Regions from separate parts of the Homo sapiens genome. Here region 2 is linked to region 1. A link is a loop called in an ENCODE intact Hi-C map of the cell type or tissue named here. Cell type or tissue: PC-9. All regions are shown on one strand. Links, peaks and the distances in the headings refer to the core of each region. The heading gives the core; the rest is flanking DNA. Region 1 has its middle 25 kb from the start of CLDN3. Region 2 has its middle 8.6 kb from the start of METTL27.

Region 1 (8,327 bases), core at 50-8,049:
AACTGAGTTTTACAAGAAAGTACGTGGATGGGCTTAGGAGAAGACTCAGAAACCTGACTGAAGTTTGGACAAGCAAAGAATCTTTTGTCGTTAAACATCTAAATGTGAAGAAAATAACTGTAAAACACTTAGAAGAAACTATAGGAGAATACCTCCATTTCTTGGATTTAGAGAAATATTTCTTAAGTAAGACACAAAAGATACATGAAAAAGAAAAAATTGATGGAGATAGACATATTAAAAACTTGCATGACGCTGGGCGCGGTGGCTCACTCCTGTAATCCCAGCATTTTGGGAGGCCGAGGTGGGCAGATCACGGGGTCAGGAGTTTGAGACCAGCCTGGCCAACACGGTGAAACCCCGTCTCTACTAAAAATACAAAAAATTAGCTGGGTGTGGTGGTGCGCGCCTATAGTCCCAGCTACTCGGGAGGCTGAGGCAGGAGAGTTGCTTGAACCTGGCAGGTGGAGGTTGCAGTGAGCCAAGATCGTGCCACTGCACTCCAGCCTGGGTGACCGAGTGAGACTCCATTAAAAAAAAAAAAAAACTTGCATGACAATACATATAATTTTTAAAGTTTTAAAATAAGCTAAATGCAACCCATATAGCCAACAAATGTCTAGTAATCAGAGTATATAAAGAACTCAGCTGGGCATGGTGGCTCACACCTGTAATCCTAGCGCTTTGGGAGGCCAAGGAAGGTGGATCACCTGAGTTCGGGAGTTCGAGACCAGCCTGGTCAACATGGTGAACCCCATCTCTATTTAAAAAATACAGAAATTAGCTGGGCATGGTCGTGGATGCCTGTGAGGCTGAGGCAGGAGAATCACTTGAACCCGGGAGGTGGAGGTTGCAGTAAGCCTGGATAGTGCCATTGCACTCCAGCCTAGCAACAAGAGCAAAACTCCATCTCAAAAAAAAAAAAAAAAATTGCAAGACCATACATATAATTTTTAAAGTTTTCAAATAAGCTAAAATGCCAACAAATGTATAGTAATCAGAATATATAAAAAACTCAGCCAGGCACGGTGGCTCACACCTGTAATCCCAGCACTTTGGGTTTTGGGATTTTTTTTTGGTTATAGAAATGTTCTAGGTCTTGATTTGAGTGCTGGTTACATGCGTATTCACAAATGTAAAAATTTTATCAAGCTGCTCCCTCTCCCTCTCCCTCTCCCTCTCCCCACGGTCTCCCTCTCCCTCTCTTTCCACGGTCTCCCTCTGATGCCGAGCCGAAGCTGGACGGTACTGCTGCCATCTCGGCTCACTGCAACCTCCCTGCCTGATTCTCCTGCCTCAGCTTGCCGAGTGCCTGCGATTGCAGGCGCGCGCCGCCACGCCTGACTGGTTTTCGTATTTTTTTGGTGGAGACGGGGATTCGCTGTGTTGGCCGGGCTGGTCTCCAGCTCCTAACCGCGAGTGATCCGCCAGCCTCGGCCTCCCGAGGTGCCGGGATTGCAGACGGAGTCTCGTTCACTCAGTGCTCAATGGTGCCCAGGCTGGAGTGCAGTGGCGTGATCTCGGCTCGCTACAACCTCCACCTCCCAGCAGCCTGCCTTGGCCTCCCAAAGTGCCGAGATTGCAGCCTCTGCCCGGCCGCCACCCCGTCTGGGAAGTGAGGAGCATCTCCGCCTGGCCGCCCATCGTCTGGGATGTGAGGAGCCCCTCTGCCTGGCTGCCCAGTCTGGAAAGTGAGGAGCGTCTCTGCCCGGCCGCCATCCCATCTAGGAAGTGAGGAGCGCCTCTTCCCGGCCGCCATCACATCTGGGAAGTGAGGAGCGTCTCTGCCCGGCCGCCTATCGTCTGAGATGTGGGGAGCACCTCTGCCCCGCCGCCCCGTCCGGGATGTGAGGAGCGTCTCTGCCCGGACGCCCCGTCTGAAAAGTGAGGAGACCCTCTGCCTGGCAACCGCCCCGTCTGAGAAGTGAGGAGCCCCTCCGCCCGGCAGCCGCCCCGTCTGAGAAGTGAGGAGCCCCTCCGCCCAGCAGCCACCCCATCTGGGAAGTGAGGAGCGTCTCTGCCCGGCAGCCACCTCGTCCGGGAGGGAGGTGGGGGGGGTCAGCCCCCCGCCCGGCCAGCCGCCCCGTCCGGCAGGTGAGGGGCGCCTCTGCCCGGCCGCGCCTACTGGGAAGTGAGGAGCCCCTCTGCCCGGCCACCACCCCGTCTGGGAGGTGTACCCAACAGCTCATTGAGAACGGGCCATGATGACAATGGCGGTTTTGTAGAATAGAAAGGGGGGAAAGGTGGGGAAAAGATTGAGAAATCGGATGGTTGCTGTGTCCGTGTAGAAAGAGGTAGACATGGGAGACTTTTCATTTTGTTATGTACTAAGAAAAATTCTTCTGCCTTGGGATCTTGTTGATCTGTGACCTTACCCCCAACCCTGTGCTCTCTGAAACATGTGCTGTATCCACTCAGAGTTGAATGGATTAAGGGCGGTGCAAGATGTGCTTTGTTAAACAGATGCTTGAAGGCAGCATGCTCGTTAAGAGTCATCACCACTCCCTAATCTCAAGTACCCAGGGACACAAACACTGCGGAAGGCCGCAGGGTCCTCTGCCTAGGAAAACCAGAGACCTTTGTTCACTTGTTTATCTGCTGACCTTCCCTCCACTATTGTCCTGTGACCCTGCCAAATCCCCCTCTGCGAGAAACACCCAAGAATAATCAATAAAAATAATAATAATAATAATAATAAAATTAAATTAAATAAAAAAAAATTTTATCAAGCTGTACCTTTAAGATTTGTGTATTTTACGGGCATGGTGGCGCATGCCTGTAGTCCCAGCTACCTGGGAGGCTGAGGCAGGAGAATCATTTGAACCTGGGAGGTGAAGGTTGCAGTGAGCTGTGATTGCACCACTGCAGTCCAGCCTAGGTGACAGAATGAGACTCCGTCTCGGAAAAAATAAAATAAAATAAAATAAAATAAAATAAAATAAAATAAAATAAAATTGTACATTTTAAGGACTTTATCAAATATATTTTATGTCTCAAAAAGGAAACTTCATGGCAAAAAAAAAAAAATCATAGAACTAAATGGCCAAAGATAAGCTATCATCTGGGAGAAAATATGTGTAACCGTTATAATCAACAAATGATTAGTACTCAGAATATACAAAGAAATTCTACAAATTGCTCAACATCACTCATCATCAGAGAAATGCAAATCAAAACCAAAGTAAGATACTGTCTCAAACCAGTCAGGGAGCTATTACTAAAAAGTCAAAAAATAACAGATTTTGGCAAGGTTGGGGAGAAAAGGGAACACTCATACAGTGTTGGTGGGAGTGTAAATTAGTCCAGCTACTGTGAAAAGCAATGTGGACATTTCTCAAAGAACTGAAAATACAGCTACCATTCTACCCAGCAAGCCCATTACTGGGTATATACCCAAAGGTATATAAATTGTTTTACCAAAGAGACACATGTGGCCGGGCACTGTGGCTCACACCTGTAATCCCAACAGTTTGGGAGGCCGAGGTGGGCAGATCACTTGAGGTCAGGAGTTCGAGACCAGCCTGGCCAACACGGTGAAACCCCATCTCTACTAAAAATACAAAAAATCAGCTGGGCATGGTAACATGCGCCTGTAATCCCAGCTACTTGGGAAGCTGAGGCAGGAGAATCACTTGAACCTGAAAGGCAGAGGCTGCAGTGAGCCGAGATCTCGCCATTATACTCCAGCCTGGGCAACAGAGCAAGAACACATCTCAAAAAAGCAAAAGAAGACACATGCATTTGCATGTTTATTACAGCACTAGTCACAGTAGCAAAGACATGGAATCAATCTAGGTGCCCATCAATGGTGGACTGGATAAAGAAAATGTGGTTCATATACACCAAGGAATACTACACAGCCATGAAAAAGAATGAAACCATGTCCTTTGCAGCAACATGGATGCAGCTGGAGGCCATTATCCTAAGTGAATTAACACAGAAACAGAAAAACAAATATTAGGTAAGGGGTACAACAGGCACTTCAGCAGAAAGTTAAGACTGTTAATCTGAGAATACCAGATTCTCAGAATACCACATGTTCTCACTTACAAGAGGGAGTTAAACATTGGGTACATGTGGACATAAACACAAGGATGACAGACAGTAGGGACTACTGGGGTTGGGGTTGGAGAGACAGAGCAAGGGTTGAAAAATCACTACTTTCACTGTTTGAATTGTGGGTTCAAAGCCCAAACCTCAGCATCACACAATATATCCATGTAACAAACCTGCATATGTACTCCCTGAATCTAAAATAAAAAAAAAAAAAAGAAATTATGCAAATCAATGAGAAAAGGACAAACAACTCAATAGGAAACCACCCGGGAGCAGTGGCTCATGCCTGTAATCTCAGCACTTTGGGAAGGGTGGGAAGATCCCCTGAGGCCAGGAGTTCAAGACCAGCCTGGCCAACATGGCAAAACCCCATCTCTACTAAAAATACAAAAAATTAGCTGGACATGGTGACATGCGCCTGTAATCCCAGCTACTTGGGAGGCTGAGGCAAGAGAATCGCTTGAACCCAGGAGGTGGAGGTTGCAGTGAGCCAAGATCCTGCCATTGCACTCCAGCCTGGGTGACAGGGTGAGATTCCATCTCATAAACAAATAAATAGCCCACAGAAGAAAACATTGAAATGAATAAACATAGAAACAATACTCAATAACACTAGTAATCAGAGAAATGTAAGTTAAAATGAGATGCCACTGGACACCCACAGAATGATACGCAAAAAAACAACCTCTCTGACACGCCGAGGGAGTGTCAATGGATACAGCCATTTTAGAGAATCATTTGGCAATATTGGGAAGGTGGGAGGTGTGTTTACCTGATGACCCAGCAATTTTACTTCTAGGAGAACACATGTGCACCTGGAGGTATTTGCAAGGACGTGCATCACACCTTATTTGTCACAGCAAAACCACTGGAAACTATCTAGATGCTTATCAAGAGGCGAATCAGCCGGGCACGATGGCTCATGCCTATAATCCCAGCACTTTGGGAAACCGAAGTGGGTGGATCACTTGAGGTCAGGAATTCAAGACCAGCCTGGCCAACATGGTGAAACCCTGTCTCTATTAAAAAAAAAAAAAAGATAACACAAAAATTAGCCTGGCAAGGTGGTGCATGCCTGTAGACCCAGGTATTCAGAAGGCTGAGGCAGGAGAATCGCTTGAACTCGGGAAGCAGAGGTTGCAATGAGCCGAGATCACATCACTGCACTCCAGCCTGGGCGACAGAGCAAGACTCCATCTCACAACAACAAAAAAAAGAACTGACACTGTTTTGCTGCCAGTGGGCTCTGGCATCAGCCACAGTGAGAGGAAGCCCTGCGTGGCCTCCCCCGCTGCTACCATGGCCACTGTGGTCACAGCCCATAGAGCAGGCACTGGGCTGGCTGGGGAAGAAGGCAGCTGCTTGACACCCACAGGTCTGTTCAAGGAGTTTCTCTTTTCCATTGGAGCTCAGGGCGCACCCAGGCAAGGGAGCGTGGCCTTTGTCAGTGATAAGGCCGGAGCCAGAAACAGTTGAGTAACCTCTGATAGGGCCCTATCTTAAATCAACTTCTCTCTCCTTGGGCCTTGAAAGCTGCTTTGTTTAACTTTGTGCTGTTAGGATGAAGCATATGATAAGGCCTACACGTTTAAATAAACTTATAAGTCAACAGTGTCTATTACCCTGGGAAGGAGACTTAAGAGATTGATGAGAACATATGACCCCACAGAGCCTGGGGATGGAGGTCTTTTAGCCCCCTCTCACCTGCAGTACCCCTGTCCCTACCCCCACTCCAATCCAAACTGAGGTTCCCTTGGATTTCTTTCTTTTTTTGAAAAAAAAAAATGTTTTTGTAGAGTTGGGGTCTTGCTATGTTGCCCATGCTGGTCTCAAATTCCTGGTCTCAAACGATCCTCCTGCCTTGGCCTCCCAAAGTGCTGGGATTACAGGTGTGAGCCACCGTACCCAGCCAGGATTCCTTTCTTTTCCTTTTCTCATCTTCTTTTCTAGTAAGGGACCCAGAGCCAAAACACCAAACTGCAAAGGCCCAGCAAATGATCTCAAACCCAGATGGTTACAGGAACTGAACGGGTAACTGAAATGTGTACAATAAGCCAGGTAAAAGGCAATGGGTGTGACACTGTGACATGGTAAACAACATAGATTTGGTCTCTGCCCCCAGTTCTTGAGCCAGAGCTCCTAATACCCTCATTGATAGGGGTGCTGGGAGAATCTTTAGTTCTAATATTTGGTCTCTGCCCCCGCGGTTCCTGACACAGAAGTTCCTAAATCCCTGGGAATTTTCTGGGTGGTAGGATCATCTTTTGTTCTGATGAGGTGACTCTTGGTGGATTCCTGGATAGCCTCGGGATGGGGGCTGGTTGCCAAGGGAACCAACGCTGTGATTGGAGAGTTGGACCACTCAGCCCCACCCCTCAGCCTCTGGGGAGAGGAGAGGCTGAAGGCTGAGCTGATTGCCATTGGCCAGTGATGCAATCAATCATGCCTATGTAATGAAGCCTCCTAGCCCCCACCCCATTCCCACAAAGGACAGGGTTCTGGGAGTTTCTCGGTTGCAAAACCTGTGGAACTGCTTGGAGGATGGCATACCAGAAAGAGCAGGGAACCTCCTCACCCTGCCCACACTTCGCCATATGCACCTCTTCCATCTGGCTGTTCATCTTTCATCTCTATCCTTTGTAATACTCTTTTTTTTTTTGAAATGGAGTCTCACTCTGTTGCTCTGGCTGGAAAGCAGTGGGAGTGGCACGATCGTGGCTCACTGCAGCCTAAATCGCCTGGGCTCAAGCAATCCTCTTACCTCAGCCTCTCTGGTAGCTGAGACTACAGGTGTGTGCCACCATGCACTGGAATGGTGTGTTTTCTATTTGTAGAAAACAAATATTTTTTAATTTGTAGAGAGGAGGTCTGGCTATGTTGTCCAGGCTGGTCTCAAACTCCTTGGCTCAAGCGATCTTCCCAACTCAGCCTTCCAAAGTGCTGGGATTACAGGCACGAGCCACTGTGCCCGGTCTGTAATATCTCTTTTATAATAAATGGGTAAATGTAAGTAAAGTGTTTCCTTGAGTTCTGTGAGTCACTCTAACAAATTACTTGAAACCAAGGAGGGGGTCATGGGAACCCCAGATTTATGGGGGTCAGAAATACAGGTCACAACCTGGGATGTGCAAGTGTCACAGAAGTGGGCGTGGTCTTGTTACAGGAAAGGGGCCCCAGTCCAGAACCCAAGAGAGGGTTCTCGGATCTCACACAAGAAAGAATTCAGGGCAAGTCCGCAATGCAAAGTGAAAGCAAGTTGATTAAGAAAGTAAAGGAATAGGCCGGGCGCGGTGGCTCACGCGTGGAATCCCAGCACTTTGGGAGGCCGAGGCGGGCGAATCAGGAGGTCAGGGAATCCAGACCATCCTGGCTAACACAGTGAAACCCCCTCTCTACTAAAAATGCAAAAAATTAGCTGGGTGTGATGGCGGCCGCCTGTGGTCCCAGCTACTCGGGAGGCTGAGGCAGGAGAATGGCGTGAACCCTGGAGGAGGAGCTTGCAGTGAGCCGAGATTGCGCCACTGCACTCTAGCCTGGGCGACTGAGCAAGACTCTGCCTCAAAAAAAAAAAAAAAAGGAAAAAGAAAGTAAAGGAATAAAAGAATGGCTACTCCATAGACAGAGCAGCCCCAAGGGCTGCTGGTTGCCCATTTTTGTGGTTATTTTTTGATGATATGCTAAACAAGGGGTGGAATATTCATGCCTACCCCTTTTAGACCATATAGGGTAACTTCCTGACATTGCCATGGCATTTGTAAACTGTCATGGCGCTGATGGGAGCGTAGCAGTAAAGACGACCAGAGGTCACTCTCGTCACCATCTTGGTTTTGGCGAGTTTTAGCCAGCTCCTTCACTGCAACCTGTTTTATCAGCAAGATCTTTATGACCTGTATCTTGTGCTAACCTCCCATCTCATCTTGTGACATAGAATTCCTCTCTGGGAATGCTGCATGGTAGGTCTCAGCCTCATTTTACCCTGCTCCTGTTAAAGATGGAGCTCTGGTTCACACGCCTCCAACATTTTCCCCCTTCCCTTTTATAAGAGAACCCTTAATTCTAAGGGTTGCAGAGGGACGAAGATCCATCCTCTATAACTTCTTCCGGCTGAATAGGGGCGATATTTCTGCCTACCTATGAGGGTCTCTTGCATTCAGAGTAGAGAGGAGCTCAGTCAGAAAGCACCAGTATGGTAAGGTCCATTCATAACTCTTGAGTTTTGACAAAAAGTGATATCTGGAAGATTAAATAGTGTTTAATTTGAAGCTGGGTGC
Region 2 (8,327 bases), core at 242-8,241, 56 kb before region 1:
AACCGGCTATTTGTGTTTGTGTGTGTGTGTGTGTGTGTGTGTGTGTGTGTGTGTGTGTGTGTGTGTAGAGATGGGGTTTCACTAAGTTGCCCAGGCTGATCTCAAACTCCTGAACTCAAGGGATCCTCTCACCTCAGCCTCCCAAAGTGCTGGAATTACAGGTGTGAGCCACCACTCCTGGCCTGCATTTTTTCTTTCTGAAGATGGTTTTACCCAAGCCAATTACATGCGAAAATAATGATCAAAAAGCAATGAAAGTATGAAGGACCGGATCCTGGTTAAAGAAATAGATTCAGAGATGACAAACTTGGGTTTGAACTGAGCTGCTACAAGAGCTCCTGCCCCAAATTTCATTATCTGTAAAACTGGAAAATACTTAGAACCAGGCAGGGAAAGTTGCGGGGAGAAACCAATGAAATAGAGCCTGTGAGGGGCAGCGTATGGGAGCTGATAAGTAATGAAGTCGGTATCTGTGAAGGAAAAGGAACTCAAGAATTTTTCAAAACAAAATAAGCTACAAATGGGACAAAATTGCTTTCAAATAAGTGCAAACTTGTAAAAAAGAAACCACTCAGGGTGCAAAAATTTTATTAATTCACAAACCAATGTGTGGAAATCATTATTGCAACCAGTTTTCAGGCAATTCACTTGGACATGATTTTCACCCGACATGGAAATTCACATGGGAATTCACATGGAATTCACCCGACATGATTTTGAAATTTGAATTTTAAAAAGCTCACTGCCAAATGTAAAGAAAAATCTTTGCTTCCTTAAAATTAATTCAAAAATTTTTGAATAAAAATGAATGGAAATACTTTAAAAATGTTTTAAAAGGGATATAAAGTCGTCAAACCATCCCATGGTTCAAAAACATTATTCATCCCAAAATAAAGTGCCGAGAAATGGACAAAAAAGCATAAATGCAGGCCGGACACAGTGGCTCACACCTGTAATCCCAGCATTTTGGGAGGCTGAAGGAGGATCGCTTAAGCCTAGGAGTTCAAAGCCAGCCCTACAGCATAACAAGACCCCTGTCTCTACCAAAAAAAAAAATACAAAAATTAGGCAGGAGTGGTAGTGAACACCTGTAGTCCCAGCTACTCAGGAGGCTGTGGTGGGAGGATTGCGTGAGCCCAGGAGGTGGAGGCTGCAGTGAGCTGTGTTTGCGACACTGTACTCCAACCTGAGTGACAGAGCAAGACTGTGTCTCAAAAATAAATACCTAAATAAATTTGAAAATAATCAACATATAACAAAAAGCAATGGAAATTATTCATAACATTCACCAATTCATTTATCAACCAATTTGTTCAGAACCAAACTTTTTAGACATTTGTTTTCTGCCAGCTCACCTAGACCTTTCTCTGCGACATTCTCCCAGCACCCCTGCCCCATCCTCATCCACTCCCTCTTTCTCTAGTTGCTCTTTTTATTTTTGTTTTTGTTTTGTTTTGTTTTGTTTTGTTTGAGACAGTCTCACTCTATCACCCAGGCTGCAGTGCAGTGGAACATTCTTGGCTCACTGCAACCTTTGCTCCCAGGTTCAAGCGATTCTCCCACCTCAGCCTCCCGAGTAGCTGGGACTACAGGCGCACACCACCAGTCCCGGCTACTTTTTGTATTTTTAGTAGAGATGGGATTTTTACCATGTTGGTCAGGCTGGTCTTGAACTCCTGACCTCAGGTGATCCACCTGCCTTGACCTCCCAAAATGCTGTGATTACAGGCATGAGCCACCCCGCCCAGACTCGCCTCAGCTTCTTGAGTAGACTACAGATGCATGTCACCAAGGCTGGCTAATTTAAAAAAAAATTTTTTTTTTGTAGAGGCAGGATCTTGCTATGTTGCGCAGGCTGGTCTTCAACTTCTGGCCTCAAGCAATCCCCCTTCTTCAGCCTCCCAAAGTGCTGGAATTACAGGTGTGAGCTACCACGCCCGGCATCTACCTGCTCTTTTGTCTCATGTCCTAAAGCAAATGTTTCCAGGACATTTCCTAGGGTTTCACAAAGTTAGAAATAAAATAAGAAAAAATAAAATGTTCCTCAAAGCCCCCTCACCTCTCTGTTTAAACCATACTGTGGGTCGGGCACAGGGGCTCACACCTACAATCCCAGCACTTTGGGAGGCCAAGGCAGGTGGATCACCTGAAGTCAGGAGTTCGAGACCAGCCTGGCCAACATGGCGAAACCCTGTCTCTACTAAAAATGCAAAAATTAGCCGGGTGTGGTGGTGCATGCCTGTAATCCCAGTTACTCAGGAGGCTGTGGCAGGAGAATCGCTTGAACCTGGGAGGCGGAGGTTGCAGTGAGCCAAGGTCACGCCACTGCACTCCAGCCTGGGTGACAGAACAAGACTGTGTCTCAGAAAAATAAATAAATAAATAAATAGTAAACCATATTGTTGAAAGAAGTCCTGCAGCCCCTCACGGCCACCACCAGCCACCGCCACTGCCCTGGCCCAAGTCACCAAGCAAAGCCAAAAGCTGTGAGAGCCTGGGGGAAATGTTTGCAACGCTGCAAACAGTATCCACAATCTGAAGTATCCAAGGAACTCTTACAAATCAGTAAGATAAAATTAAATGACCCACATGGAATTTTGGTTAGCCAGAAGGAGTGAGTTCAAGACATGTGTTGTACATCACACTAACTATAGTTGATAACAATCTCGTGTACACTTGAAAATTGCTGGCTAGGCACTGTTGTTCAAGCCTGTAATCTCGCTCAGCACTTTGGGAGGCCAAGGCAGGTGGATTGCTTGAGCTCAGGAGTTGGAGACCAGCCTGGGAAGCATATTGAGACCTTGTCTCTATTTAAAAAAAAAAACGCAAAAATTAGCCAGGCATGGTGGCACGCACCTGTGGTCCCAACTACTTGGAAGACTGAGGTAGGAGGATTTCTTAAGCCCAGAAGGCAGGGGTTACAGTGAGTGGAGATTGCACCACTGCACTCCAGCCTGAGCAACAGAACAAGATCCAGGCAGGAGGGAGGGAGGGAAGGAAAGAATGAAGGAGGGAAGGCGGGAAGGAGGGAAGCAGGGAAGGGAGGGAGGGAGGGAAGGAAGGAAGGGAAAAGAGAGACAGAAAGAGGGAAAGGAAAGGAAAGGAAGAAAGGAAGAAAGAAAGAGAAAGAAAGAAAGAAGGAAAGGACGGAGGGAGGAAGGAAGGGAGGGATAAAAGAGAGAAAGAAAGAGAGAGAGGAAGGGAAGGAGGAAGGGGGAAGGAAGGGAGGAAGGAAGGGAGGAAGGATGGAAGGAAGGGAGGAAGGTTGCCAAGAGAGTAGATTTTAAATGTTCTCACTGCAAACTAATGATATGAGTATGTGAGGTGATGCATAAGTTAAAGGGCTTGCTTAGTCATTCAACAATACATCCCTATATCAAAATGTCATGTCATACACCATTAATATATACGGTTGTTCCTTGTCAGTTAAAAATAGGGAAAGGGAAAAAAATCAAACGACCCAATGGAATACAACAGCAAAAGCCATTCACAGAAAAGGAAACTCCAGGAGCCAATAAACTGATGGAAAGAGGTTCAACCTCATTAGTCATTAGGGAGGAATGCACATTGAAACCACAGTGAGATATGATCTCACCCTCATTTGCAAAAACAAAAAAGTCTACAGCACACGTGCGTTGATGACTCTGTAGGCTAACCAGAGTCTCAGACACTGCCTGTACCCTGATTCAGTAGTGCCCTTCTGGTTTTTAGTCTCTGGGTGCCACCCATGGTAAGAATTGTATTAAACAGCCTGGACGCAGTGGCTCACATCTGTAATCCCAGCACTTTGGGAGGCCAAAGTGGGAAGATCGCTTGAGGCCAGGAGTTGGAGACCAGCCTGGACCACATAGGGAGACCCAGTCTCTATGAAATATTTTTAAAAATTAGCTGAGCATAATAGTGCATGCCTGTCAACTCAGCCACTCAGGAGGCTGAGGCAGGTGGATCACTTGAGCCCAGAAGGTTGAGACTGTAGTGAGCTAGGATTGTGCCACTGCACTCCAGCCTGGGCGACAGAGTGAGATCTTGTCTCTAAAAAGAAAAAAAAAGAAAAAAAAAGTATTGCACAAAGCTGTTCATTAAACACACATGTGAAACTGAAGCAAGAGCCTAACAAAACAATAATTACTCCTACTACATGCAGTATGCTCTTCTAATATCTGTTCATTCTATTTCACAACCAGCTGAATTGTTTTCACTACCCTCCAGTGGGTTAAAGCATTCCTTCCAGAAACATCCACTTGTGAACAAAGAGACATGTGCATGGCAATGTTATTTCCTATCCCCAGGAAAGGGGAGCTGTATCAGCTGGGTGTGTCAGCTTGAGGCTTGAGGGATGACTAAGCGGTGGTGAAAACGAACCCAGTCCGCAAGCATCAACACAGAAAGAGCTCATAAATGGCTGGGCATGGGGGCTCATGCTGGTCATCCCAGCACTTTGGGAGGCCAAGGCGGGCAGACCACTTGAAGTCAGGAGTTTAAGACCAGCTGGGTAACTTGGTGAAATCCCATCTCCACTAAAAAGACAAAAAATTAGCCGGGCCTGGTGGTGCATGCCTGTAGTCCCAGCTGCTCGGGAGGCTGAGGCAGGAGAATCGCTTGAACCCAGGAGGCGGAGGTTGTAGTGAGCCGAGATCGCGCCTCTTCACTCCAGCCTGGGCGACAGAGCAAGACTCCATCTCAAAAAAAAAAAAAAGCCACTGAAGCAGAGTTGAAGGAAGAGTGGGGCAACATGGCAAAACCCCACCTCTACGAAAAATACAAAAAAAAATTAGCTGGGTGTGGTGGTGCACGTCTGTAGTCCCAGCTGCTCGGGAGGCTGAGGTGAGGGGATTTTCCCGGCTGGAAAATAGTGCAAAGGCCCTGTGATAGCCTTGGCACAGTCCAGGAACAGCAGAGGCCAGAGTGGCGGATCAAGGAAAAGAGACGCTACAGATAAGGAGAGGAAAGAAGCTGGATTTTAGGTTTTAAGCAGGGGCGTAAACTCATCAGATGGATACTGTAAAAACGCCACTCTGGCTGGGCTCAGTTTGTTAACTATTGAAACGCTCATGAAGAAATACATGGGGAGTTATTACACTAGTCTCTTCTTTTGTGTGTGTTTGAGATTTTCTTCTTCTTTTTTTTCTTTTAGTTTTTTCAGACAGAGTCTTGCTGTGTTGCCCAGGCTGAAGTGCAATGGCGTGATCTTGGCTCACTGCAACCTCTGCCTCCCCGGTTCAAGTGATTCTCCTGCCTCAGCCTCCCAAGTAGGTGGGATTACAGGCATGCACCACCATCCCTGGATAATTTTTGTACTTTTAGTAGAGACAGGGTTTTGCCATGTTGGCCAGGCTGGTCTTGAACTCCTGATCTCAAGTGATCCACCCACCTTGGCCTCCCAAAGTACTGGGATTACAGGTGTGAGCCACCGCACCTGGCTGGTGTAGTTTGAGTCCACAGGATTTGCTGATGAACAGGGTGCGAGATGGGAGAAAAACAGCTTGAGCTGAGCCCCTGAGTGCAAGGTGGTTCAGGGGCATTTGCAGAGACGGGCCCTGAAGAGGAGCAGATTTGGGAGTGGAAAGAATCACTCTCGGGTCTGGGCTCGTTGCCAGACCTGTGGCCTCCAAGGAGATGTCAGTTTCATGGCTGGGTGAACAAGTCCAGAGTTCAGGGGAGAGCCAAGACTAGAAGTCATCAATTTGGGAGTCACCCACAAATAAACAGTATTTAAAACCACGGGACTAGATGAGATCACCTAGGAAGTGGGTGTACACAGAGAAGGAAGAAGACCCAGGACAGAGCCGGGGGCCTCTCCTAAGCTTAGAGGTAGGAGAAGAGCAAGGAGGAGGCGGTGAAGAAGATGAGGTAGGAAGAAAACTCCAAGGAAGGGAAGTTGCCATCTGGTCCTCAACAGCCCCCACACCCCATCAGCACCAAGGTCACCCCCTCCTCAGCAGCCCCTGACTCTTGACACTCCAGCTCTTGCCAAGTAACTGCAACAGCCTCGGAACTTGCGGTTCACCCAGCTGGCTCTCCCTGCCGCCTTCTGGAGCCATCTTGGTAAAATGCAAATCTGAAGCCACAACTCCCCATTACACATTCAGGGTTAGAAAGCACGTCCATAGACCAGGCGTGGTGGCTCATGCCTGTAATCCCAGCACTTTGGGAGGCCGAGGCAGGCAGATCACCTGAGGTCAAGAGTTTGAGACCAGCCTGGCCAGCGTGGCAAAACCCCATCCCTACTAAAAATACAAAAAAAATTAGCTGGGCGTGGTGGCACATGCCTGTAGTCCCAGCTACTTGGGAGGCTGAGGCAGGAGAATTGCTTGAACCCAGAAGGCAGAGGTTGCAGTGAGCCAAGATTGCACCACTACACTCCAGCCTGGGCAACAGAGTGAGACTCCATCAAGAAAGGAAGGAAGGAAGAAAGGAAGGAAGAAAGGGAGGGAGGGAGGGAAAGGAAAGGAAAGGAAAGGAAAGGAAAGGAAAGAAAGAAAGAAAGAAAGAAAGAAAGAAAGAAAGAAAGAAAGAAAGAAAGAAAGAAGGAAGGAAGGAAAGAAAAGAAAGAAAGAAAAAGAAAAGAAGGAAGGAAGGAAGGAAGGGAGGGAGTCCATAGCCTGGGGACCAAGCTCTCCATGGCCTGGGTCCTGCACACATCAAAATGGACACCTGTAACATTCCCCGCTCATCACACAGGTGCACATGAAGGAACACACGCCCTCACACCCCAGGAGCAGCACAGGAGCCCGCACTGTGGCAGGCCAGGTCTCCCCAACAACTGTTTCAGTACTGACTGAGTGGTTAATTTAAATATTAAAAGCCAGTGCCCTTATACAAAGGCTGGGATGTAACAAAAGCCCACCAAGAGTTTTGCCCAGGCCTTTCCTGGGCCTTAAATCACGACAAAATAATGAAGGAATTCTTAACAGGACCATTTAGAATTAAGCAAGTTTTATTTTGGGTCTGAAGAAACTCCCCAGGCCTCCACAAACAAATTTATTGGCGGTCTGAAGGAACTCCTCAAACCTCCATGATTTAGCAGGAGATAACAGGAATCACCCCAGCACCTGGACCCATTTAGATAAGTAAATTTACTGAGGTTCCAGAGGAAGAGCTTCGGGACTCAGACCTTAGTCATGGATTAAAAGAAATTAATCACTTATGTCTTCAGATGAATGCACACTTACACATAGACGTATAGCTTAGAAGGTGTATAAGCTCTGGAAAACTTTGTAACTTTGAGTTAGTCGGGTGATAATTTCCACGCCTTCTCCCTGTAAACGGTTACAGAAATAAAAACTCTCTTCCTCCCCAGTTTGTGTGCATCTCGTTATTGGGCCACAAGAAGTAGCAGCCCGACCCTCAGTTTGGTCTGGGAACAGTACCACAAGCCATTCTCCCCTCCCTCCTTCCTGGATGGAAAGCTCACACCCCACACCTGAGCCTCAAAGTGCCAGATCACAGTTTCCCAGCTTCTGTGGCTTCTGGAAATACCCTCCTCCCATAGAAAGAAAGAGAAAGGCCAGGTAGGTTCCTCACACATGTAATCCCAGCATTTTGAATGCCAAGGAGGGAGGATGGCTTGAGCCCAGGAATTGGAGACCAGCCTAGGCAACATAGCAAGACCCCATCTCTACAATTTTTTTTTTTTAATTAACCAGGCTTGGTGGCAAGCACCTGGAGTCCCAGCTACCCAGGAGGCTGAGGCAGAAGGATTGCTTGAGCCCAGGACGTAGAGGCTGCAGTGAGCTAGGATTGTATCACTGCACTCCAGCCTGAAAACAGAGCAAGACCCCTCTCAAAAAAATAAAATTAAAATTAAAAATATAAAGGACAAAAGGGAGAGAGGGAGGGAGGAAGGGAGGGAGGGAGGGAGGGAAGGAGAAACAAGGAAAAGCTCCTGCCATTCCTAGCCTACTTTGGGCTTTGTTTTGTTTGTATTTTTTTCTTTGAGATGGACTCGCTCTGTTGCTAGGCTGGAGTGCAATGGCGCAATCCTGGCTCACTGCAACTTCCGCCTCCCAGGTTCAAGCAATTCTCCTGCCTCAGTCTCCCGAGTAGCTGGGACTACAGGTGCCCGCCAGCATGCCCAGCTAATTTTTGTATTTTTAATAGAGACAGGTTTTCGCCATGTTGGCCAGGCTGGTCTCGAACTCCTGACTTCAAGCGATCCACCCACTTCGGCCTCCCAAAGTGCTAGGATTACAGGCATGAGCCACCACACCTGGCCTGCCTTGGGCTTTGAATGTAAGGATGCAAGGAATGTTCAAGTTGCTGCCACCATTTGTGACCAGAAGGAGCCAACAGTGCAAACACACAATGTGGCAAGTGAGAGGTTGGCA

The links. Hi-C counts contacts between places; a loop is a spot of excess contacts. Peaks named below come from ENCODE experiments on the same cell type or tissue, not always from the same donor. Only the 100,000 strongest peaks of a DNase experiment are listed, where the experiment ranks them.
Region 2: a loop joins it to region 1, with 8 times the contacts of the local background. A loop is called at or near these places in 7 of 110 quality-filtered maps.

Annotation. Positions count from the first base shown.
Region 1 is chr7:73,790,954-73,799,280 of GRCh38, reverse strand. No RefSeq gene overlaps it. Among named protein-coding and RNA genes, the nearest start is that of CLDN3, 25 kb to the right of the region's middle. In PC-9, for the core only: no CTCF peak of the experiment used is centred there; DNase peaks (open chromatin) are centred at 4,910 and 6,460; H3K27ac peaks cover 3,664 bases.
Region 2 is chr7:73,846,924-73,855,250 of GRCh38, reverse strand. No RefSeq gene overlaps it. Among named protein-coding and RNA genes, the nearest start is that of METTL27, 8.6 kb to the right of the region's middle. RefSeq lists a silencer at 3,664-3,723. In PC-9, for the core only: a CTCF peak has its summit at 3,986; DNase peaks (open chromatin) are centred at 3,510, 4,280 and 5,680; H3K4me3 peaks cover 445 bases; H3K27ac peaks cover 4,498 bases.